Linked DNA regions of Mus musculus: regions 1, 2, 3 and 5 are each linked to region 4. The links are chromatin loops, found by intact Hi-C in ENCODE. Cell type or tissue: heart. All regions are shown on one strand.

The links. A loop is a pair of places that touch in the nucleus more often than their neighbours do. Peaks named below come from ENCODE experiments on the same cell type or tissue, not always from the same donor. Only the 100,000 strongest peaks of a DNase experiment are listed, where the experiment ranks them.
Region 1: it touches region 4 in a loop (2.4-fold over the local background); 9 of 42 quality-filtered maps call a loop at or near these places.
Region 2: a loop joins it to region 4, with 2.7 times the contacts of the local background. A loop is called at or near these places in 6 of 42 quality-filtered maps.
Region 3: it touches region 4 in a loop (2.5-fold over the local background); 3 of 42 quality-filtered maps call a loop at or near these places.
Region 5: a loop joins it to region 4, with 2.2 times the contacts of the local background. A loop is called at or near these places in 7 of 42 quality-filtered maps.

Annotation. Positions count from the first base shown.
Region 1 is chr1:186,548,484-186,553,483 of GRCm38, reverse strand. All of the region lies in intron 1 of A730004F24Rik (RIKEN cDNA A730004F24 gene), which reads left to right. Among named protein-coding and RNA genes, the nearest start is that of A730004F24Rik, 7.7 kb to the left of the region's middle. In heart, a CTCF peak has its summit at 3,037 (motif pointing left); no DNase peak of the experiment used is centred here; H3K27me3 peaks cover 1,247 bases.
Region 2 is chr1:186,607,351-186,612,350 of GRCm38, reverse strand. The region is part of intron 3 of Gm35546 (predicted gene, 35546); the gene reads right to left. Among named protein-coding and RNA genes, the nearest start is that of Gm35546, 23 kb to the right of the region's middle. In heart, no CTCF peak of the experiment used is centred here; a DNase peak (open chromatin) is centred at 2,270; H3K4me3 peaks cover 807 bases; H3K27ac peaks cover 1,687 bases.
Region 3 is chr1:186,411,715-186,416,714 of GRCm38, reverse strand. Gm35341 (a long non-coding RNA gene) reads right to left here. Exons shown (of 4, transcript XR_373803.1): 2 at 3,129-3,300. Among named protein-coding and RNA genes, the nearest start is that of Gm35341, 6.4 kb to the right of the region's middle. In heart, no CTCF peak of the experiment used is centred here; DNase peaks (open chromatin) are centred at 2,704, 3,314 and 4,224.
Region 4 is chr1:186,697,211-186,702,210 of GRCm38, reverse strand. All of the region lies in intron 1 of Tgfb2 (transforming growth factor, beta 2), which reads left to right. It overlaps Gm35655 (a long non-coding RNA gene), which reads right to left and starts at 1,255. Exons shown (of 2, transcript XR_373811.4): 1 at 1-1,255. In heart, a CTCF peak has its summit at 3,096; a DNase peak (open chromatin) is centred at 3,460; H3K4me3 peaks cover 268 bases.
Region 5 is chr1:186,115,072-186,120,071 of GRCm38, reverse strand. It overlaps Lyplal1 (lysophospholipase-like 1), which reads left to right and starts at 2,762. Exons shown (of 5, transcript NM_146106.2): 1 at 2,762-2,915. The coding sequence starts at 2,822. In heart, a CTCF peak has its summit at 2,826; a DNase peak (open chromatin) is centred at 2,761; H3K4me3 peaks cover 1,106 bases; H3K27ac peaks cover 1,037 bases.

The DNA.
Region 1 (5,000 bases), 150 kb after region 4:
TTGAGAGAAGAGACTGAACTCAAAGTTGAGTTTGGTTCCTTTTAAGGTAAGTGGCAGCTAAAGTCTGGACTGCATGGTGTGTCTTCCATGTTGGAGATACGCTTACAGGGATGAGGTCAAGAGTGGGGCTTACTATGTTGTGAACAGCTTGGTGGGACATCCCAATGTTATGTGACTGATGAGGTTAGGCTTTCAATGATTATTGACTTTATTGAAGATTCTTCAAGGTCATCAATGTCGCTGTCACTCTTCTTCTTCTTCTTCTTCTTCTTCTTCTTCTTCTTCTTCTTCTTCTTCTTCTTCTTCTCCTTCTTCTTCTTCTTCTTCTTTTAAATAAGGATACACATCAATCAGCCTTACCATCAAATGACCCTTTATAGAGACAAGGACTTGAGTTCCTTGAGTAACAGTTGCACGCTGTGAGCCTAGGGCAGTTGCCCTGTTCATCCGCTTCACAGATATTTTCTTAAGCACCTACATCTTTTCAGCACAGGGCATGATTTCTTCCTTTTTGGGATCCAAAACCTAGTGGGGAAGACAGACCACAAAGGAAGTTATTACCGCCAAGTGCAATAATGCTATTTTAGGGGACACACAGGAAGGAGCATGTGGTGGTGTAGAAAAGAAGATACATGTGTTTGGAAAGGTCGGATAGAGTTTCCTCATGCTTTTAACCAAGACGTAACAGGTTCAAAGTATCCACGGGAACCAGGCCTTCACTAAAAGGTAACTTGGTCAGAGTGGTGTAAAGACATGTGTTGGGTGGAGAAACGGGGAAGCAGAGATAGGAGGAATGTGGTGGAATGAGTCTGGGAAAATAGTTGTTTTGTTTCTTCAAACGAAATAGCAAAACTAATGTCTGTCTCAACATGCATATCTTGATAGTCAAAGATGAAGTGTGGCAGGCTCAGGAAGCCCTGCAGGAAGTGTAAAGATTGGATGAGACTCCGGGGAGTGTATCACTGACCAGGACAGTGCCTCGGACCCATGGGAACTGGCAAAGCCTCCCTCAGGGCAGTCAGGAATGGCCAAGGCTGGGAAAGTGTTTGATCTGTGTGTGCAAAACTAGTAACTGTAACTCTCCTCCTCCTGGATGTTTGCAGCCTAGGACTGATCACCTACAGAGACCCTCTAGGGAGCCCGAGATAACCCCTCCTAGCTAATCCTTACCCTGAGCTGAACAAACATGCTGGGACTCAGGGTTGGGTTGTTGATAGTCGGTGCTGCTCCATCAGTATGAGCGTGCCCCACCTGACCCCAGATCCTCTGTACAGAGGTCTTTCCTTTTCTTCATTCCCATGTCAATGTGGTCAGGCTTCCAGGACCAAGCCTGGCTTACGAATCAGCTTCTAATGACAAATTACTACAAAAAGGCTAACCAACATTGCTAGTGGCTTGGCTACAGAATTGCATCTAATTTTCCAATAGCAAAAAACGCTTTTGAGCAGAACTATCCTCCAGTTATCTTATTGACTAACATTACAGAAAAGCAAGGCTTCTGAACGAAGAAACAAACGTCAACGAAACAGCATATTAAAGTGTGTGTGTGTGTTCATGTGTGTCCGTGTGTGCATTCTCTTTCTCATAAATTTTCATCTATGCCTTTGTTAATTCAACATGTGGCACACATGGTCTACTGGTGGAAGCTCTTGTCCAGAACCCTCAAATCCCATCATCTAGGCATTCGATGCACATGGACAGGATTATAACCCCTCTGAGCAGTTGTTTTCTGCTCCATTACCATAAATTTTTAGCCCATTAGAAGGAGAGTTGAATCAGGCTTAAATTTTTTTTTAAGCCCACTTTGTGTACTTTCTGGTTTTGTTCCCAAGAATAATAAATTTTAGCAAAGCACTGCTTGCCATCTTCACACTAGCTGGCCAGTATTTGTCCTCTGCTGGATAAACCCAAAGCCTGGGATTCTGTGCCCAGCATGTGGCTCAGATCACTCCATAAGCCTATGGTTTTTGTATTTTTATGTTTTCTTCCTCTAATGAGAGACCCCAGTGCACTAAGTGCTTGGCCCGCTTAGTCATGTTGCTCTGACTTCCAATGGGTTTTGTGTCTTCTAAGGAAAGGTAGGTAGAGTGGGTAGATAGGGTCTCAGACTTTCTCTACTCCTTTTCCAAGCTCTGGAGCTTCTGGGGGAGTGTGGATGAAGTTTGGAGCCAGAGGCATGATGTGAAATGATCGTTAGCATTTCAAGTCTTATATTTCTCTTTAAAATACAGAAGGGGAAATTCCTCAAACTACATTATGTTCAGGACAGATAGTTGGTGTTCATTAAGACTTATCTGTACTGTAGTTTTTGGCACTGACTGCCTTTATTGTTTTTAGAATCACTGATGTCTTTAACTTTGAAGTATTTCCTTTGATACCTGGAAAACTGGGGGGTCTGAGTGAGGTGCCCAAGTTTCTGATGTCTAGGTTGGAAAGCAAACTGTGAAGGACCACATAGAAAGAACATGCAGCCAGCTACTTTGGAAAGTTGCAGAGAGCACACGAGCAACTTTTTTTTTTCCTGTTCCAGAGAAGTCTAGTTAACCAGGAATGTTCCCTTGTTCCCTGGGAGTCTGTGTATGTGTTTGTGTATGTATGCATGGTGGTAGGGGGCAACCAATGAGCCGTAACAATGCGATTAAACAAGGCTCTGGCCTGAGCTGTTAGACCCTTTGCTTTCCAATATCTACCGGTCTTTCTTTGGCAGAGTACCTGGAAATCTCAGATGTCCTTGGAAGCTGGTCACACTCTCTCTTTGTGGTTGCTGTGGCCAGTGTCCAACCAGCCAGCTCTAGCTTCTGCTTTGGAGGATTGGACTGTTGAATCTGAGCCCGACTGCCTGCCAGGAACCTGGCTGCTTAGCTGGTCCTCACCACTTCTGGGGGTGGGGAGGGGGTCGCTATGATGACCATATCGAACCACTATGATGATTGCTGCACAATGAGCATGGTGGTCCTCACTGCTCTGTAGCATGTTGGGAGATGGTCTCTTCATTTCCAGAATGGCCACACTCTCATTTTGTAGAGCGCCCCCTAGTGACACCACAGTTTTGTTTGATTGCCTCTCCTGCCTGTACATGACTATGAACTATCTAGGTGTCCTCAATTTAGTGAACAAAAAGGGAACAAAATATACAATTGAATTTGAGTTTTAGATCAGTATTTTTTATTTTAGCATAAATATGTCTTCATTGTTGAGCAAAGCATATTTAACCTAACACTTTTTTTTGTTGTTGTGATCTAAAATTCAGTTTAACTATGTGTCATGTGTAGTGCTGGCAACTTTGTACGTCCTGAGTCCATATTAATACCTTGCCATATCCTGGCCCCCCATCATACTTACCGTGTAACTGCGATAACAGACTATGCAAGGAGAATATAGATCTTGTTCAGTTTCTTAGGTTCTTCGGAAGGGAACACCAGGCAAAGCAGAGGTGGACCAGGGCAGGGTTAATACATATAAAAGGTATGTTCCATTTATGGCCATAAATACTAGCTCTCTAGTATTATAACCCGGATTTCCATATGTGTGGACCATGAATTTGGTGAATAAGCAGGGTTTCACACCTTTCATTTGCATACAATAGATGATAGAATTTAATGATGCAGATGTCTGGATTTTGGAAAAAAAAATCAAAGTATTTACCCATATTATTTGGAACATACTATGTCATTTCTTGGAAAATTCAGTATGGATACATATTCCCAACTTGCTCTTCCTGACCTAAACTGTAAGAGCACTATTTGTTTTTCACAGCAATCACATAAAATATTGTCAATTCTGGGGGAAAAATGGTTTGATGATTTCTCAGAAATTAAATGTAAACCCTCCATATAACAACAGGCCACTTCTGGGTAGATAGCCAGAGGAATGGAAAGCCAGGACTGGAACACACGCTTTGGTTCTCATGTTTACAGCAGGAGGATTCACGATAGCCAAACAGGAACCAACACGGCTGTTCGCACATTGACAGATCAGTCTGAACTCAAATGTTCATCAGTGGTGCTTGACAGACTGTAGTATGGATGGACATGTGACTGGATGTTACTCAGCCTTGAATAGGAAGGGATTACGACACATGCCACAATGCACAGACTCTCGAAACTATATACACTGAGTCCCCAAAAGGCAAATACTGTGTGAGTCTGCTTATATGAGGAACCGAACCTTCTGTGAACTCGCCAATGAAGAGAGGAGAATCGAGACTGCCGTCGGTATGGGGTTCAGGTAAAGATCATTGTGCAGGGATGAGAAAAAACGTCCTAGAGTTCTGTGGCTAAGCAATGTGGAAACTTTAGCACTGTGTTATGGTGTGCTTAAACGTGCTTACCGTTGGTTCAGATGTTACGTTTTGCTAGCTTGAACAAAAGAAAGTCTACCTTCTTGATTTTTCTCTAACTCTATGCAAGCAGTGTTTATCTGCTTAAGACTGATTGGCCAGGCAAGTCCCTCCGCTCACTCCCATTAGACAGGCAAGTTCCCCCCGCCCCCCACGCCCATTAGACAGTCCTGCCAGGGAGCTTCATGTTCTCTCACCATGGACTTTCACCTGGTTCTGGCCTTTGTGGTTGGATTTAACATGTCTCAGCTTCAGCTGACTGCAAACACATTGCTTCCATAATTTGGATAAAAACAGGAGGGAGTTTGTCCTTTGTTTATACATAATTTTGGAAAATTAGACTAATGCGGGAGTTAGGGGGATAAGAATAGTTGACATCAGTGAGGAGAACAAACATTTTAAGATAATCTTATAAAGAGCTATACAAAACGTACCCAGTCTCTGAGCCGTGCATTTCCCCTGGTTTTAGTTATATCCATTATCCCAGAAATGCAAAGCCCCAACCGAGACACTTAGCTTCTAAATGGAGGGAATGAAAAGTGTAGAAAACCCAGATGGCCACAGTTAGCTCTCCCCTGCTGTAGGTTCGATCTGGCGCGGCTACCAAATGCCTGAACATCCAAAGCCTCTTCCTCAGAATGGTGTGATTGGGAAGTGGCAA
Region 2 (5,000 bases), 90 kb after region 4:
GAAGGGCAATACTGAGTTTGATTTATACAGCTATAAAACAAGGAAAAAAAAGCCATATCTTGGACTATGTACAGACGCCTACAAAAGAGCTATCACAATTCCTGTCATGCCACGAGGAAAAAGCATCAATAAACAATGGCCTACATGGAATGACACACTGTGACCTTGGTTCCTTTTCCCAAAGGATGTAGCCGGAAAGATTCTGGCCTCAACCCCAGAGGATGTTACCATATTCTGGCTTTGGCTGAGATGCTTAAACAGTTACGTGAGCTCCACAGATTCAGCTCTCAAATTCTATAAGATGCTTGTTACATGTCTGTCTCAAACATTCCAGTATCTGTATTTTAAAAAGTACAATGAATTGAATAAAATGAATTTTAGATATGGTATATCAAAATAATTATCACTTTAAAATCACACACACACACACACACACACACACATATATGCATACATATATATGTGTATATATATATATATGGAGAGAGAAAGAGAGAGAGAAAGAAAGAGAGAGAGAGAGAGCTTGATTACTGAGAAATCTTAAACTCGTTTAAGAGTCCTGTCTTTAAGATTTGCTGTGTACGCTATAGGTGTAATATTGCAACCCGAGTGGCTACAGCACTTGTGCCCTGCCACCACATGTTGGTGGTGGCTAATGGATCAGCTAGCACTCCATTGCTGCTACTGAAAAAGTGAAACAGTTACATAGACATATTAGTGAAGAATATAAAATTTCTGAGCTGACTGTGTTTGCTATAGCTTTTGACAAGCTGATACAAACAAGAACCATCTGGGTAGAGGGAACCATAATTGCTTCCATCAGACAAGTCTGTGGAGCATTTTCTTTATTAATGATTGATGTGAGCAGGCCAACCCACCATGGGCAGTGCCACCCCTGGGCAGGTGGTCCTGGCTGAATAAGAAAGCAGGTTGTACAAGTTATGGGGAGCAAGCCAATGAGCAGTGTTTCTCAATGGCTTCTGCTTCAGTTCCTGCCTCTTTGGTTCCTGCCTTGACCTCCCTGGCCTGACTTCTCAGGGATGATCTGTGGTCCACACGTGAAAGATGAACTAAACCGTCCCTCATTCCTCTCCAAGCTGTTTTGGGTCATGGCATTTATCACAACAACAGAGAAGCACACTAAGACACTGGGGAGAGTCCTGTAAAGTCAAGGTCGGTCTGAGTTACGGTGAGTTCCAGGACAGTTGTGTCTATATAGATGTTCTGTCTTAAACCAAACCAAACCAAATTCATGAGTCAATTGGCTTACGTCACACGGGTCTTAGGAGAAGCTAAGAACACACCACGAAGCCGACAATGGTCCTTGAGTCTGTGTCTTCATGTACTATGCAAGCCAGCACAAAGACATATGAAACATGGCAGGCCACATGTCCATGTCTGTCGAAAAGTATCAACCATACTTCTGTAGTACTGTTTCTTCATGTGCCCATGCAATAGACATGTGTTACTAGTATACAATAGCTCATTTTATTCAAAGGATAAACAATCTAAGACCAATAAGCAATGTGCAGAGCTTGGCGGGGTTAAATATAAACCAAAGGCCCTTTCTCTGTCAGGTCATTAGAGTGCTAGCATGTGTCTGCAGTTTAGAACCTGGATGGTGGTAACTACTGGCTGGAAGACTTTCTTAAAAGAGGACCCCCAGGAACAAAGCGTGTGGCACTTACTTAGGCAGGTGTCCAGCATGGCAGCTTAGCCATAGGTATAGGAATGGTACTAGATGAAACATAGCAGGCCACACCTCCACGTCTGTGAAAAGTATCAGCCATATTTCTTTAATACTGTTCCTGCAGATGCCCGTGCAATAGATATATGTAACCAGTATACTAGTTACTAGTCTACGAGTATGCGCCTAGCATATTTGGGATAAAATTCAGTTCCTTGTACTGAGTTTCCTCACGGTGGAAAAGAGGTCTGGCTCTAGAAACAGTTCAGACCCTGCTTTTAGCTTCAGCTTTGTCTTTCTAAAGTGGATGCATTCATGCCATTCAGGCTTATGAGTCTTCTCTTCCTCTCCTAGAAGGCTACAGAACAAGGCAGAAGAGCAGCTTGTGATGCCAGGGCAGTAGAGGCGACCGGTGTGCAAAAGGTAAATGTTCTTCTTTGTCACAGGAGGGGGATTCTAACACAGCCATCCTGAGAGCCAGGGGCAGATCTCTGCCTAGTCACAGCAGGGTGCACACATAGCTGTCCGATGACTCACTACCAAATGCTTCCTAAAAGAGACTCCTTAAGTTACCGTAACATTTCAGAACGGTATTTATAGTGCCAATAGAAAAGAGGTGGAGCCAGGGACTTGGAGCCTCTCCGCACCCTTGCTTTCCTGCCAGCTAGATCTCTCTGTCAGTTTCCAAACCTTCTTTGTTCCCTGACCGGAGGCAGACACTGCAACAAACAGTCTCCTGATGTCCGGGGGGGGGGGGGGGGGGGGGGGGGCGTGGCAGGGCTCTACCCTTGCCGCTATCCCACCAACCCCCGAGCTGGACTCTCCAGTCTGCTCTGCATCTCGATGAAGCTTTTCTCTCTGTTTATTAGCAGTTCAGATGCACTGTCTGGAAATAAGTGGGCAAGCCAGTGGCTGTTTGTTCTGGTGTTCTTCCACTATGAATGATATGTTTTGGTGGCTTTCCATTTGTTACCTAGGATATGACCAAAGGAGGCAGGGGTCTGCTTGAGAGTCCTGGAAGGCTATGAAGGAGGGCTTCCTTGTTGGTAGGATGGGCTAATTGAGTTCTTGATTAACCACTCACTGGCCCCTGCCCACCAGAGCTCAGTGTCCTCCCAGAACACCAGGACTTCTGCATACATATTCTTATTTTAGCTCTTCCCCGGGGGACACATAAATGTATATATCTGTCTACCACTATGCTATGGGATTTTATAGCAATGGCTACATATTAGTATTGCATCCATCACCATTCAACTCACACAAATGGGTGGTCTTGTGAAAAATAAGCATCAGGTTTGCTGCTCAGTGCCTACTGTATCAGATCCATTTTCTCCATCTTAGCTTCGTAACCTCCCAGAGCTGAGCAATACAGTGGTCATTACCTACAGTGGTTACAGATGAGATGGCCGACTCCAGAGACATTAAGTAATGTTCTCTACAATCTCTCTGATTGTAATTGGTGAAGCTAACATTTGCATCTCTGGAGGTCTTATTGTTTACGATCTCCTTCAGTGTCTCCCGACTTCCTTGTGACTGTGACAAGAATGTTTTCCCAGTGTGAATTAAACTAGGAAGATGTGTGTTTGTTGTTGTTGTTGTTGCTGTTGCTGCTGTTATAATCAGGTCTCTCAGTGTAGTGCTGACTAGTTTAAACTTCAAATCCTGCATCCACGCCTCAGTGCCTAGACTGCAGAATTACAGGTGTACACCAACATACCCAGCTTAGAAAACATATTTTTAAAAGAGACTCCTGGACTACATGGGGCATGAAAGCAGAAAGCTCACTGGGGAGCTGGAGGGAAGCAGGATTAGGACAAGAATCACGACATTTACACATTTCTACATAAAAATGTCATAATGAACTCCATTTCTTTGTCTGCCAGCATAAAATAATACACAGAAGTGCAGTATCTTAAAAAGATAGTGCTCCTCTTTGAAAGAGAACACTTGAAGACTTAGTACTCCAAATAAGTTAGTAATTCCATAAAGAGTTTTGAAATGTATTATCATTATGGATAATTTCAAACAGAAACCAAAGTAATAAGAACAGTACAGTGCCTCTCCCTGCTACTCCCAACTATGGCTGGCCTATATCTCTACTTACATTCTGATTTTTTCCCCCCACTGGATTATTTTGAACGTAATACCAGATTTTGTCATTAATTGACAAGTCTTTTTTTTTTTTTTTTTTACTGGCTAGGGTGCAGTTTCTGGAATATAATCACGCCCAGATGATTTGGATAAAAGGAGCAAGAGAAACTGGTTTCTTCCAAGGTTCAGAACTATACACCCACTGTTCTTTCTAGAGTGGGCTGAGAGCTCATGCTATCTTTAGAGTCCATTAGCTCTTTAGGAGTAGCAGATGTCCTCCTATCGTAGTGCGATGTGGGAGACCTGTGAGACAGTACTCCTGTGTCTGAGTGTCTTAGACAGTTCTTAGATGGACTCAGGGCATGGGACACACAAGGACTCCTCTGCTGAGAAGCCTGGGTCAGCACAAGTAAGGGGCACTTTCAAGAGGCATTACTTTCTTTTCTGTTATAGATTTCATATGCGATAATGCAAGGAGATGTCACTCTTTTCAGACACCGGACAAACTTTCAGAGACTGGGCATTGATAATGGCATCAGGAAAGAGAATGTCTGCCCTGAGAGCCCAAATCTTATTGGGAGAAGTAGACACATTTGAATGCGTATAGGGGAGCTTGCACATAGTTAGGAGAAGGTTGGTAGAAAAGCCTCACCTATGCTGGGCTCTCATCGGAAGAAAACGTGTATACTTTTAGTCTTTGTTATGAGTTGAGTTTTTACCATAACTAGGTAATAGCCAGCTGTGTTAGTGCATGCTGGTAATCCTAGAACATAGGAGACTGAGGCAAGAGGATCTGGGTTAGAGAAGTAACTAGTAGGTAAGATGTGGACCATGCAAACATGAGGACCTGGATTCACCCACAGCTCCAGGCACAATGATGTGAGAAGTACTTCTGGTTTTCTGTGTAGTTGTTTATCAAGAAGGTTGCTAGCCAGGCAAGGAAACTCTCTCTCTCTCTCTCTCTCTCTCTCTCTCTCTCTCTCTCTCTCTCTCTCTTTCTCTCTCTCTCTCACACACACACACACACACACACACACACACACACACACACCTCTTTCCTCTGGTTAGCAAATTATATTAGACTATGGAGTCAACCTCCTACCAATGCAATGAGACACAGTTGCCACCTAAATCAGGGATAAAAGACGGGAGCCATCTTGGCCATAGGGTATTGCTAGCCTGGTTTGCGTTCTGGCTAGTGAACTCTAGATTTAAAACA
Region 3 (5,000 bases), 290 kb after region 4:
TCTTGGATACAGCACTGGGTAATTTTTTACTTGAGACTTTGTGTCTTAAAGTGACCCTAGGGCTTAAGCATGATCAAAAAATGGTGTATGGGTATTTTATCTAAGTTAGATACAAGTTTGAAAGAATCGTGGAGAAGAATTTTTAAAATCCATTTGATTGCACCATGAATTCTGCTTTCTCAGGGAACTGCCTGTCTTCTCCTAGATGTGATGGCTCCAGGATAACACTGCAACTGTTTCTCCAGATCTTTCTTGTCCCTAAAAAGCTCCTCTCGGCCCTTCTCATGTTAGTGCTGCATCCAAGCAAATCTGCGACAAGAGAGCCATGCAGTTATAATAGCCCTACTAGGTCACCTAGAGAAAGCAAGAGTGTTGGGCATTTCTTCTAGGCTCTGCCCCACAGTTACCTGGCAACAGCCAGGTGTGCCTGACTCACTATAAAAGGAACTGCTGGCCCCCCTCCTCACTCTCTTCCTCTTGCTTTTCTCTTTCTCTCTTCTCTTCCCTCTTTGTCCCTTCTCTCCCCATTCCCCTCCACCCTCTCTCCATGTGCTCATGGCCAACCTCTCCTCCTCCTCTCTCTCTCTCTCTGCCTTTCTCTGTTCCTACCACTCCATCAACTCTCCCCTATGCCCTAAATAAACTCTATTCTATACTATACTTTCATGTGTCTGGTACCTCAGGGGGAAGGGATGCCTCAGCATGGGCTCGCAGATGCATCCTCTTCCCCCACACCATACAGCACCTATACCAAAACATATCCTTTGCTTTATTTTCTTCTTCTTCTTCTTCTTCTTCTTCTTCTTCTTCTTCTTCTTTTTCTTCTTCTTCTTCTTCTTCTTCTTCTTCTTCTTCTTCTTCTTCTTCTTCTTCTTCTTCTTCTTCTTCTTCTTCTTCTTTTACAAAACACAACAAAGGGACCAAAACCATGGATGTCCCCTATGACAGGAAGTAACCTTGGGTGACATAGGGAGATTTCCCTCAGGTGAGAGGAAATGAGTAAGATTAAGCATCCTTTCCTACAGTGAACTGGTGCACACACACAGCTGCCGGGAACTGTCCTCAGGGTCTCTGTCCTAAAGAGTCAGAGTGACAATGGGTCTGAGGCTTTAGACCCATTCGTCATTCCCATGCCACCCAGTCCAGCCTCGTCAGGAGAACATGCTGCCCTCTCTGGTGTGCCTGCTGGTTATAATGTTGGGGGAGGGCCACACCATCTGCAAGGGTTATTCTAAACCCTGTGTCACTCCTGAGAATGGCTTAGTAGGTCATTCAATAGTTAGCAATTAAGTATGACGCTGATAATACCTCTCTAGTATTTATGAAACAAATGAAAATGCTTAACCTAGGCTTTGAAGGTATCTTGTATTCTATAAACCTATATTCTGTGTGACGGGCGCCACGCTACAACCTAGAGTCCTGCTAGAGTATAAGCTGCAGTTACTTTACTCCAAGTCTCGCAAACTTGATGCAACCAAGGTGTTTACCAACAAAGCACAGAGAAGAGTGGGGCTGTAGTGCGTTGTCTCATTTGTGGACCCTAGATGTTACAGATGTGTGATACCAGAAACAAACTCCAGTGGCGTGGAAGTAAGAGAGCTATCGGGGAACAGAGAGGACTAGGGGGAAGGGAGACAGGGCAGTGGGGTACAGGGAAAATAGGCTCAAAGTACATTGTGTCCTTACATGAAAATGGCCTCATTTATCTCTGTAAACTAAAAGTAAAGAGCAAAGACTTTGAAACAGAGAAGCAGCCCAATCGACGTCACTTCCGGGGATGAATTACTGTGACTGCTGCCATTAAGACAGTGAAAGGAAGGGGAAGTTAGGTCAGTAGGCTATTCCACACATGGGTGGACCAGAGATCCCTACGCTGCACAGCAGCAAACCGAGCAGGGGGGTGGGGGGAGGGAGGAAAAAGAACTGGGAATGAAGGGACTCTCTGTACAGCAGAGCTTAGCCAAGCAGGCCCAGCCACAATACTAACCCGCGAGCACATACTTCCTTCCCGAGCCAACCCGCGGCTTGCCTGACTCCCATAATCTGTGTTGTTGATTTTTAACCTGGCCCCCCAAGGGTCTTGTTGGGGATCACAAGCAACAGCCCTGAGCATCTCCCACCCCTGTCTTGGAACTTAGCCAAGCAGGCCCGCTACAATGCTGGCACACGAGTCACTGATACTTCCTCCCTGAGCCAAACCTAGGATCTACCGGCATGGCTAGAGATCGTTGACGCCAAGGAGAAAGAGACAGCTGTCTCCTGTCTGGCTACTTCTCAGCCAATGAGATGCTGAGAAGCTTGAGAGCCAATGAAATGCCGAGAAGGTGTATAAAGATTTGCCCAGTTCTGGGAGTCAATCTTGCCTGCACAACACCTATGCAAGAAAAGGCCAGTCAACATCCCAGCCCGCAGAATATCCTTAAATCGCTACTGGCTGTTGATGGCTACTGGCAGAGGAATGGTTAACATGCCAGTGGTGTGACTCGGTAGGATGTGAGCACCAGGCCTGTGGGAATGTGGCCTGTAATATCTTGGCAGAAGCCATCCTCTTGGTGCTAAGGTCAGAGCTAGGGAAAGATGCCATAACCACCATCAAGACACTTGGGCCCAAAGGCAACACCCAGTGCCTTGCGATCCGCACTTGCAGGGAAGTGTACGGCAGCAAACTATTCCTGCGTGTGGCCGATTTGATGGGGTTAAAATATGATTAAGCCTAAACATGTAAACACTAAATTCCCAAGTTGATCATGCTGTAATACTCTATTAGGGTTAGGCCAGATTACAGCTGGTTGTGTTTCTTCATACTGGAGCCTGGTCCAAAGTGATGAATTCGCTTATAAATCCCACAGTCATCCCCAGAAAGAACACGATTCACAGAGAGCTTTCCTAAGGTTTCAAGTGGGCTTCAGCGAGGCATGTTTTAAGCACCACCTGGAAAAACCACAGGCAGTGCTGGCCGGCTCTTAGGGAGCATCAGGGAAATGCCACACATCTAGAGCCGCAGGCCCGCAGTGCCCTTCCTGGGGGGGGGGGGGGCTCCACGTGGAGCCTGGGTCACGCGTGCTCTACCTCCTGTTCTCACGGGGAGGAAAAGCACAAGGCTGTTAACCATAAAGGAAAAATAATACCACACTCGGCTGAAATCACATCCAACTGGAGCCCGGTTTGTAATCCTTCATCCTTTCTGGGAGTCAGTCAGCTGCCACGGACACCCCCACAGGATGGATCTTTTTCCAAGGCAACAAACGCTCAATTCATCGGGGAACCGGAGCCCGGCTCCTGCGCTGTTTCTTCGAGATCCTTGAAAGGGTTGAATATGAATTGAAACCAAAGACATATTATTTTCAGAAGTGAGCACATTTTCACCCTGGTTTAGGGATGTCAGCCTTTTTCCCTCGCTTGCATAAGGAGGGTGTCCCCCGCTCTGTAGGCTGCTCTCAGTGACTTCATGAGGCCTAGAAGACAGGCTGGTCTCCTCTGCTCCACCCACAGTGTTTCCTGACAGCCTTAAGTGCAAAAGCAAATGTTTTGTTTAGGTAGGGACCTTAAAATAATGAGGCTTGGCTTTTGAAAAGATTAGCTACAAGAAAGAAAAATGCTGTAGGAAGTCATAACAGTAGTGGTTATCATGATATTAATATGCAACATCTGGCCTGGTGTATGCAATTAGATCTTGATGCAGAGTTAGAAAGGAAGGAGGGAGGAAGGGAGGGAGGGAGAGAGAGAGAGAGAGAGAGAGAGAGAGAGAGAGAGAGAGAGAGAGAGAGAGAGAATAATTCTTTAAGTTTAAATGTGAGTCTGTTTTGCAAAACTATTGGACTTGTACGAAAGCTGTCTATTACATGCCAAAAGCTGGATAGCTTCTTATTGGATAAAATATGCAGTGAATTCTACACTCCATTTCTGTGCAATAAAGAAAAAAAATTAGGGCTTGTAAAAGTGCATTTAGCATTTGTAACCCTAACACATGGGGGCTGAAGCAAGGCATGAGGTTAAGGGAGGTGGCTGGCCAGTCTGTCTAGTTGAAATAGCAAGTGCCGAGCTCAGAGAGAATGGTAAGGTAAAGAAGTCATTGAGAAGGGCATCCAGACATCAGCCTCTGACCTTTACACATGTCCAAACAAATGAGCACACCCTGCCACCCACACCCAACACTCACACACTCAGATGCCATGGTGGCCTGCATTATTTCCAGGCTCAGCTGGAAATTCCCATCTGGACAATTCCTCCTGGGATTGTTTTTGGAGGGATCATATCTGCAAGTCTCATTGATGTCATCATCTCTTGGACCTGCTCTTGGAAGTGGACTGGGAAGGGGAGGGGCCTACAGAATGGAAGCCAAGTCACCCAAGACCTTCTGCCAAGTACCTGGTGATAGGCTAGCTGCGGTACCTCACCTCCATTGCTTCATGGGAATTGTAAGGGTAGCCAGTGTCCCCTCTGGCTGGTCTCATGTCTCTTGTGGAGAAATCACCATGAGAGATGGAAAGTCAAGTGTGGTTGTACTAGGGAGTGGGGACTCGGCTAAGCACAGGGATTGGTGATTATAACTATATTTGGAAAAAGAGGTGGTGAAGGTAGGAATGGGAGGGAGGAGGGTCGAGCTGTGAGGATGAGAGTCGCCATCTTCACAGATGCTTCAGTGTCTAACCTGACTTGCCGGCCCATATGCTTTCACAGTTACTTCAAACATTTTTTCCTCTTTTTTAAATTAGATATTTTCTTCATTTACATTTCAAATGCTATCCCCCTCTCTGTTTCCTCTTCAAAAATCCCCTATTCCTTTCCCCCATCCCCCTGCTCCCCAACCCACCCACTCCCACTTCCTGGCCTATTTCCCTATACTGGGGCATAGAATCTTTGCAAGACCAAGGGCCTCTCCTCCCATTGATGGCCAACTAGGCCATCCTCTGCTACATATGCAGCTAGAGACATGAGTCCTACCATGTGTTTTCTTTGATTGGTGGTTTAGTCCCAGGGAGCTCTGGGGGTACTGGTTA
Region 4 (5,000 bases):
ACTATACACACACACACACACACACACACACACATACACACATGTACTATCATTTTTACGTGAAAACTAGAGATTTAAGAAGATTGTGTTCAGTGTAGAAGCTTAGGAGTAGAAAGGTATATTAATAGCAGCGGATTCAACACAACTGAGCAGGGGCTATGGATAATGTTATAGAAAGTAGGTTAACTGATTTTCCAGGACTTTCTAGATATAGGGAGTTCTTCCAGAAGAGAGAGGGAGAGGGAGAGGGAGAGGGAGAGGGAGAGGGAGAGGGAGAGGGAGAGGGAGAGGGAGAGGGAGAGGGAGAGGGAGAGGGAGAGGGAGAGGGAGAGGGAGAGGGAGAGGGAGAGGGAGAGGGAGAGGGAGAGGGAGAGAGAATCATTCCATTGTATTTAAAGCAAGGAGATTTGGAGGAGCAGGGCTGGCTGGCTTCTATGCCACTGTGGTGCATACAGGGAGCGCATGTGCCTGTTACATCTTGCAGTGAATCTGAAGAGGGTCACAAGCCCATAGAGAAGTCATGGGAAAGATCGCCGCCTCTTTTTTTTTTTTTTTCCACCAACTTATTAGTGTTCAGGGAGTGACTTCAACTCAAGTATTACAAATATGCCCTAATTATGCTTGGTGACTATATATCACTACAGACGGCTGATAGCCCTTGGTGGGACGTTTTATAAAGTTCAAACTCAATCTTTTTAGCAATGTGGAGATTGAAAACCGAAAATACAAGAGATATTGTATATGCCCTCAGGCATACTTTGTCTTAAATATTATCCTTGGCCAAGTGTGCTGTATAAATAAGTAGATATTAATAGAACTGGCCAGGTGCCAAGCTTCTAGTATGAATTTTAGCCAAGAATGTATTTATGGGGGTATAAATAATACTGTGTCAACATTTAAAGAAGGGATCTGATTAGTTTTGAATTTCTGCATATTGATCTTTTCGCATACTGTTGGTTTAAGACTCAGAGTGGAGTTGTGCTAGAGTTTACGGATCCTGTGCCCTGCAGGAATTAGTGGATACCAAACACTTTGACTATTCCTTTGAAGTTCAAGGTGCAGCTATTCAAAAGACGCTGTATAAGGCTTTAGAAATTCTGAAAAAGTGACTCTTTTTCTAAGAAGACTCTAAATTGATATTAAAACAAATAGAGACCCAGTGGGGAAAGGGGAAGTTGTTTTCTTTTTTTGGTCTATTTTTCATTATTTACTTATTTCTTTGTTTGTTTGTTTTGTTTTAAGTCTGAGGTTCTCCCATGTAAAGACATACTTCCTATCACTGATCTGTATTCTAAACCTGTTTGTTAAGATTCTGTCTTAGACTGTAGCTGAAGCTGCTCTCAGACTTGTCTTATAGTTTAGGTCATCCTCAAACTCATGGTCCTCTGCCCTCACCTACCCTAGTGCAGGGATTATGTGCACTGCCATGCTTGGCTCTCCTCTCTGCTTCTCTTCCCAGCGAAGTGTTGTGGGTCTAACTCTGGCAACAGTGAGCCCTGCTCTCTCCTCCCCTTGCTCTGTGTGGCTTCTGCTGTGACAGCTGAAAATGTCTGAAAATATTTTTCACTGTCTTGAGGTGAGATTCTGCTGGTCTTCATTAGATAGAAGCCAGGGATATTTCTATCCTATTATAACGAAGAGGGCAGCCTACCCCTTCCGCCATATGCCAGAGAATTATTCTGCCTCAAATTTCAATGTTGCCCATGGTGGGAAGCCACAGTTCCCTGGTGTGCAGCTTCGGTTGCTGAATTCTACTCCTAGTAATATTTTAAAAAGTAATAGCAACAACAAAATATCTTTATGATCAAAGGATATTAAAATAAAATCATCAAATAGAGAATAATCAGAATAGAATATGGACTGGGCTACTTTGTATGACATGTTTTTTATTGTTGTGATATTGAAGCTCCTACATTTGAAACAACCAACATTCCCATTCATTTGCCTTCAGTAATGGGGTTGGTCCCTCATTCACCAGGAATGCCAAGTCAGCACATAGAAAACAAAAAGAACCCGAGGAATTATCTTGGATTTTCCTTTCAAATAGAATAAGCTTTGTGTTAATGAAGAGTGGAATCTGCAGCCTGGGCAAGCAAAGACAGTGACTTGCCATGTCGGCTGGTTCTATCTCTGAATCAGGTGGGCTGAAGTGCACAGCGTGGAAACATCACAAAGAGTTAGCCTTGGTAGTTCTTTCACATGAAGGCTAAACACTTAATGCTAAGCAATTCTCCCTCTCTGGTCCTCCTGTAATTTCCAAGTGAAATTGCGGGATGTAGAATGAATGCCAATGTCAGCATGGTTTTGAGGAATGTGACTTAGTATTCAATTCATGAAGCTGTCTTTCTATATATCCAGATTGCTGGCCTAATGAAGTGGAATATTAGCAGAACACAGTAGTAGCCTTAATTTATTATTTTTTTTTATTTTGTTCTTTCTCCTCCTCCTTTCTTAAAGATTTATTTATTATTACATATAAGTACACTGTAGCTGTCTTCAGACACACCAGAAGAGGGAGTCAGATCTTGTTACAGATGGTTGTGAGCCACCATGTGGTTTCTGGGACTTGAACTCAGGACCTTCAGAAGAGCAGCCGGAGCTCTTAACTACTGAGCCATCTATCCAGCCCCGTAGCCTTACTGTAAAGCTGTATTTTTGCCTTCTCTCCTAAAAGATTCTCTGTGTATGTTCGTAGATGAATGTGAGTCAGAGACAGGAAGGGGGGTTGGTGAGTGAAGACTAGCTAGGACCTCTTGACTTCCATGATGGCAGTTATTAATGTACAACAGAGCTGACTCTCTCATTCCCTCCATTAATGCCTCGTTGTGGTTACACCCAAGCACCTCTGCGCTCTCCTTCTTCCAGATCTCCTTCATTTTTACTTTGCAAAGTGAGTAGGTGAAGCATCAAATTAAAACACAGTTTATAGCTGGAACAGGGAGGTGGTTTTGCTGCTGCCTCTCTTGAGTAGACCCCCATGTTTTAAAGTCTAGGGGTTCCCCAAGGTTAAAGAGCATGTGGTTCGCTTAACTACACCCTCCCCCCACGTCTCCACAGCGCCTCCTGTGGTCAAGGCCAGGGAATGCAGGTCTTGAAAGTTGTCTTCCCCATGGTGGAGAGATGCAGATGTAGCCTCCTCAGGCACCTTCTGTGTAAAGATATGAAAGAATGACAAATCGTTTTTCCTAGAGGAAATGGAGATGTGAAAAGGGCTAATGATTCACCGTTGAACTCCCATCAAATCTGGGTTAGAATTGTGGAGGTCAGTACTGCGGGGTCTTTGCCCAGAGATTACAACACACTGGAAGCTGTAATTTTGGAAGGTTCGGGAAGGCAGGGTGGAAGAGCCCGGGGAGAAGTGTGCAAGGAAGGGTTCCTGGCCTAGATCCTTCCCCACTGACTCTGGCATCTTCTTCATAAATTCCCAAGAGAGGTGGGCAGCAAGCAGGTGCCTGCCCAGGGCAGTCCTGTCCGCTGCTGTCTCCTCGCGTTTCCGGTCCGTCCTTAGGTCTCAGTGAGGAATCCGCTTTGCAGATTCCCAGCAGCCTGACGAAATGTGGCTTTGGCTGAGACAAACAGATGTTTCTGTTGTCATTTTTTTAAAAGCATCTGGTGTGTTTGTGTTCTGCTCTTTAATATATTTTGAACAGAGATAGTATTTAACCCAGAGATAGTATTTATAAATTCATTGTTCTCTGGGCACTTATTTTAAATTTAATAACATGATAGGGTTCTAGGTCAGGCTCTAGGTCAGGCTCTAGGTCAGGCTCTAGGTCAGGTTCTAGGTCAGGTTCTAGGTCAGGCTCTAGGTCAGGCTCTAGGTCAGGCTCTAGGTCAGGTTCTAGGTCAGGTTCTAGGTCAGGTTTAGACCAAAAGATTCTCTTGCAGCTTTTGTTTAAAAGACATCTGTGTCTTGCTCCAACCCAAGCTGCCTTGGGTGGTTCTTTCTTTACTAACCTCTGAGAGTCAGAAGTGGGTGTTAGACTGCACTCTGGCCACCGGCTTCCTGTGTTGGCCGGATGGCTTTGACTCCACATCATACCCTCTTTAGCCCCTGGCTTTTAATCCAAATTGCCCCTCACCCTTTGAGATGATGGGTATCCCTCTGTAGGTGGTCAGGCCACCGTGCCCATCCGTATCTAGTACCCTGCTGTGTTTTGGGGATATGGCAGCCCTTCAGATTTCTACCGGGCCACCTACTTCTGCAGATTGCAGAGGTCTGATGTGTGAAGAAGCCCTGGGCAGCTTCTGGCACTTAGTAGGCCTCTGCATGGCAGTCATTATTCGTTGCATTGCAAATGTCATTGACTTTAAGATGTACCATTGCTACCACACCACCAGAAAGGAAGACTACTCCAGCAGATTCTAGTGCATGACTGGTTATGAGATGGCATGGGTTCAGCAGTACTTATATGAGCTGAGATGTCCCAGGGAACCACTTCTGCGTTCTTGGGATGTCTTGGCATCCCCACATCTTTCCATGGATGTTCCACCCAGTGGGTCCAGTTCTCTGGTTCACTCTGATTATTCTTCAAATGACCTTTAGGAGAAAGGATGGCAAGGTAGGTGACCTCTTACACCAGGAGGCTTTTGATGTCTTCTTAGGTTCATCTCTCTTCAGTAGTTAGCTCTGTAAACCCTATAAGGTCAGCTCTGCCTTCATCCTGTCCTGCCCCGCCTCTGCCTGTTACCAACCTGTTAGTACTACTTTCCGGCAAGCTTTTCTTTTGGCTTTTATCCATGCGCAGGCCATGGATTTTCATGTCTCTGGGTCCTGTGGATGTTGCTTCTTCAACTGGATTTTGAGGGTTGTTGCAGTAAGAAGATGGCTTCTCTGTAAGAGACCACCTTTGTTTTGTCTGAATACATTTGATTGGCTCTTGCGCACCCCGAGATCCTGACCTGTGGTTTACTCTCATTTCTGCCTCCCTACACTGTCTTGTGCTGTTGGATTTGTAGATGTCTCGGGTTCTCTCTGTCCCTACAGAACCTGGCACACT
Region 5 (5,000 bases), 580 kb after region 4:
TGAGCAACTCCTCTCTCTCCTTTACCAAAGCTTCCCAGCCCAGCATGTGATGCCCCCGGTGACTGAAAGAGAAAGGGAGCTTGCACATCCCGAGAGTGCCACAGTGGTGAGGAAGGAAAGCCCACACCCCTGCATGTAGAAGGCCTAAACTCGAAAGCTTAAACCCCCTGGAATGAAGGCAACGATTAAAGGTTCAGTCTCAGTTCAAAATGATTTATTATTTGATAAGGGTTGGGAGCTTTAAGTTTTTCCTAGTTTCCTTCATAAATGGATAAAGGGAATTTGCTCTGCCAATTTATAAAATGTATTAAGTCACCTATGGCTGGGGCTTCCTGACAAATGTGCATTTGTTATGCATAGTTGTGTTTTGCAAAATGCAGCAGTGGATAAATAGCAACCAAGTTAGCAAGGTGGGTGAGCTGGTTAAGGCACTCACTGAATAAGCCTGGTAGTGACTCACTTGGAACACACTTGCAAGTAGAAGGAGGGAACTTATTCCACAAAGCTGTCCTCTGACCTCCACATGTGTACCGTGACACACACACCAGCAGGTTATTCACATACATGCACCCAGTAATAAGAATAAGTAAAAATTATTAATTAATTAATTAACCAACAGAGAAGACACATTCAGGGTCATAAATGAGAAAAGGGGTAATGGGCTGGATTTCATGTAACTGCCACCATCTCAAACATCAGATGCTGCACTCCAAGGGCGGGACCTTCACATGTTCTGTAAAGATAACACATTCACCTTAAAGAATTCCTAAACACAGCATAGGAAATTAAACCCTGACCTGGTATCTCCCATAACACCCAGAGGGAGCTCCCGGAGTCACAGAGATCTGCTGTCTGTGCCTCCCCAATGCTGGGATTAAAGGCAAGTGCCACCACACCTAGCTTAACCTTGTATTTTTTTTTATCCCAGAAGACATGAAAAAAATTTGGGAAAAAATGGAAGACTGTTTTTCTTATTTCTTTTCTTTGCTTTAGTTGTGTGCTCTATGCTGACTGTTTTGGTCTATCACTGATGTTATCAAACAGGGTGATTGGACAGACTGGCTAAAAACATATGAGCAGCAACAAAGAAACAAGAAGTTGTAGGAAGAGGGAAAGAATGTAACAGTGAAAATCCTCCTTGGATATTCCCACTGCCAATGTAACAGAGCAAAAGATCGGTCTTAAAAGGGGCTGCCAGACAGCCTGCAACCTAATTACATTTCAAAGTATGATAGGACCGGAAAGAAGCACAGCCCCAACAGTGTGCCTACCAGATGGCATCTCTAACTCCAGGGACAGAGATGTTTGTTCTGTAACTGTAGATGAAAGCAACCATAGCTTTCAAGTCATGGAAAGATGAAGGAGCAGTGCTTAGATTCAGAACAGTCTGGCCCTGTCTAACAGTGATTGTGACTCTAGGAAGGGTCAAGTTCCAGGTAAGAAGCCAAGCCTAGCCTGCAGGTAGGACTCCAGTCCCTATTACCTTCCTGTTGTGGCTTTTATAGTGAGTTGGCCCTTGTAAGGAAAGCCTTCTTTTACTGCCTGTCTGGATGGAGTCAGTTAGTTTCTCCTTTTCTATCTGTCTCTTTTAACCAACACAGTGTTTTCAAAGCTATTGGTATTCTGTATGGATTCCATCCCCACAGTTACCTGGCAATAGCCAGGTAGGCCGACTCACTACAAAAGGGGCTGCTTGGCCCCTTCTCCCTCTCCTGCCTCTCGTGTTCTCTTACTTCTGCTTCTCTCTCCCTTGCCTCTTGCCCCATTCCCCTCACCCCTCTCTACACGTGCTCATGGCGGGCCTCTGCTTCTCTACTCCCTGCCTCTCTCTGCCTCTTCTACACTCTTAACTCCTCTCCCCATGCCCTGAATAAGCTCTGTTCTATACAGGGGAAAGGACTGCCTTGGCATGGGCCCGCTGAGACATATCCTTCCCCCACACCCTGCCAGAACATATTGTTATAGCTCTTTATCTTTTTATGATTACAACACAAGCTAGTCTATTTTGTACTGGGATGGGAATTCTGTCTTTGTTAGCAGTGACGGTACTTACTGGTACACGCATACCATGTATCCTGTCCATCCGCGTGGAGATGGCATGGGGGTTGTTTTATCCTTTGCGGTCTGTAAATACCACCGCAGATAGTGATGTAGGAGCCTCTATCTAAGTGCCTGATTTGTTCTTTTTAGGAAGGGGATGTATCCAGAAATTGAAGTTGTGGGTCATTTAATCCCACACTTATTTTCATGTTACTTCCTGCTGCCATCAGCCACGCACAACCATCTCCAGCTTGTAATCATTTCCACTAATCATTGCCCACAGTTTTGCTAACAGCCATGCCAAAGAATGTGAAGTCCTAGCTCATTAAATTAGATCTATCTGTTAACTATTAGAAAAAAGACAAAGACACACACACATACAAAAGAAATTATTATATGGCTGGGTCACCCTGTGTGCAAAAAGCTACGAACATCTGGTGCAAGCCCCAAAGCGGATGGTTATATAAAATATGGTTATATCTGTAAAAATTTAAAGACAGTAATATTTCCCAAACTGGGTGATCCTGAGCTTTAGAACTGCAGTTTAAAACCTGCAGCAAATTCTCGGGACTAAAGTTTATTCTCAGTCATTACAATGGAGGAACCTGACCTAAGGAAAGCATTCCTCAGCAGAATCCAGAGCTGAGCACTCCTTCGTCAGATTTAGGGGCGGGGCGCCAGGCACGGCGCATGCGCACACCCATGCTGGTGCTGCTTGCCTGCGCGCGCGGCCCCGTGACGCTAGGGACGTGGCCGCGCGCCTTGCCATCTCTCCTCCGCCATGGCTGCTGTGCCCAGCGCTGTTCACCTGCCGCGTTGTGTGGTGTCCCCGACCGGGAGACACAGTGCCTCGCTGATCTTCCTGCACGGCTCAGGTGCATTACAGTCTCGTGGTCTCCGACCCGCTCGCTACAGTAGGGGAAGCACCCTCTTCTCGGTCCCCCAGCGCCCAGGGTCGCCCGAGGGCTCCTCTTTCTGTATAGCACTCATCTTCATCCTCTTCCTTCCTTCGCTGGTGTGCTTGACCCGTGCACCCACAGCATGGTCGAACGGCAGTCCTTACCTAACCCCAAGTTCAGTCATAGCACCATATCGGTGTAAGTCTCCAGGCACGTGGATTAACCACTGTTTCAGGGTCGACCAGCAGTGATCTGACATACATACCCCACCACACACCCCTATTGCAGGTCCTAAGCTGTTGTCTGCCTTGCCGGTGTCATAGAGACGTTTTTGGATCATATTTACACTGTGTAAGTGTATGCTTAGCACCACCAGCGGGTTTCCCCTGCGCCTCCCACCTGTCTTTTTTGATGGTCCACCACCCTGGTTTCCCCTATGCCCTCTTGTAAAACCTTCGAGGTAAGTATAAAGTCCGCTTCATTTAGGGAGCACCCTTAGAGGAAAACACAAGAATCACCGACTTAATCCTTGCTCACTGTGCTTGGTTGGCCCGGGGTAAGTTCTCAGGAAAGGAAAAAAAAAAAATTTTTTTTTTTTTTTTAATTTAAGAAATGAGATCCAGGCGGTGTCCTCAAGGGGCCTACCTAAATTTAAAAACAAAAACAATTCAATTAATTTGAGTCAGCAGTGGATAGGAGATCACAAGATGGTGCATGGGCTACTGCCAAGAGAATAGTAAGGAAAGAAAAAAAAATGGGGTTGGACATTGTGAATGAAGGGCTTGTCAGAGCTTTTCAGGAGCACTGCGTTATGCTGAGGCCTGTGTAGGCTTAGGGGACTAGAACACGACGGGATTGGAGTGTTCCCTCCATTTTGAAAAAAAAAAACAAAACAAAAAAAAAACAAAACGGGACTAGAAACGCTTTCTTGCTGTTGCTTAAGGAGTAGTGAGGCTGGGTTTGAATCCAAATGTCTGACTTGGAATTAATATTCTGGGGGGAGGGGGAGGGAAACCCTCAACTATGGTGTATCATTCTAGAAATAGAGTAATAAAAGTTGTGTAAAGGGAAAGGCCTGGCACGAGACTTACACCTTTATAGCTAGCTGCCTAATAATCCAGCACCCAAGAGAATTCAGTGATGAGCATCCAAAATTCCCACATAGTAATTCCTTCTCGTAATTAATTCAGTGTCTTTAGAAAGAACTAGAGTTTGTTCTTTTCCCCCCATCTGGACCACCTTGCTTAGTGCTTCCTATTTTTCTATTTCAAATTACTGACATTTTTATAACCTATAATGTATGTCTGAAAACAGAGTCACCTATTCTGTATGTATTTTATTCATTTGTGTGTATTGTCTGTGTGTGTGTGTGCGCGCGCACGCGCATGCGTGTGTAAAACTTGCCTTTGTACATTGGAAAAAAATTCATCTAAATAATTCTTCCAGATGTTCAGGTATATTATTCTTATATAATTGGATCTCCATTGATGTATAAAAAGATCTTTTAGGAGTTGGCCTGTTCTGCTAATTGTTATTATTAATTAATTGGAACTTGGAGTCACCTGAGAAAAGTGAGTCTCAGCTGAGAAATTGCCCAGTTCAGGTTGGCCTGTGGCAGTGTCTATGGTGAATGGTCTCAGTTGTTGGTTGATTAGGAGGCTCCTGCCTGCTGTGGCCATTGCTTCTCCTGTGCATGTGGGTCTGGGTTGTATAAACCTGGTTGAGCATGAGCCATGGGGACAAACCAGTATCAGCTGTGCTCTGTGTTTCCTGCCTCTGCTCCTACATAAGTTCCTGGCCTCCCTGGGTGAATATGCCACCAGGTGTATTTGAACCTTTTTCTACTTCCAAACTTTGAGGGGAAACGGCGACTCTTACAGTGAATGATGTAAATGGTCTTCTCTGTGGCTGGCTTCAGCCTCCCACACGGGTCCCTAAACTCCATTATTTCCTTCACGGACATCCATCATACCTGTGATTCCTAAGTCTGTGACCCGCACTGACCTTTAAGGCTGATAAAGGCTGTTCTGTGTATGGTTGCTGTCTTTCTCCCTTTATAAT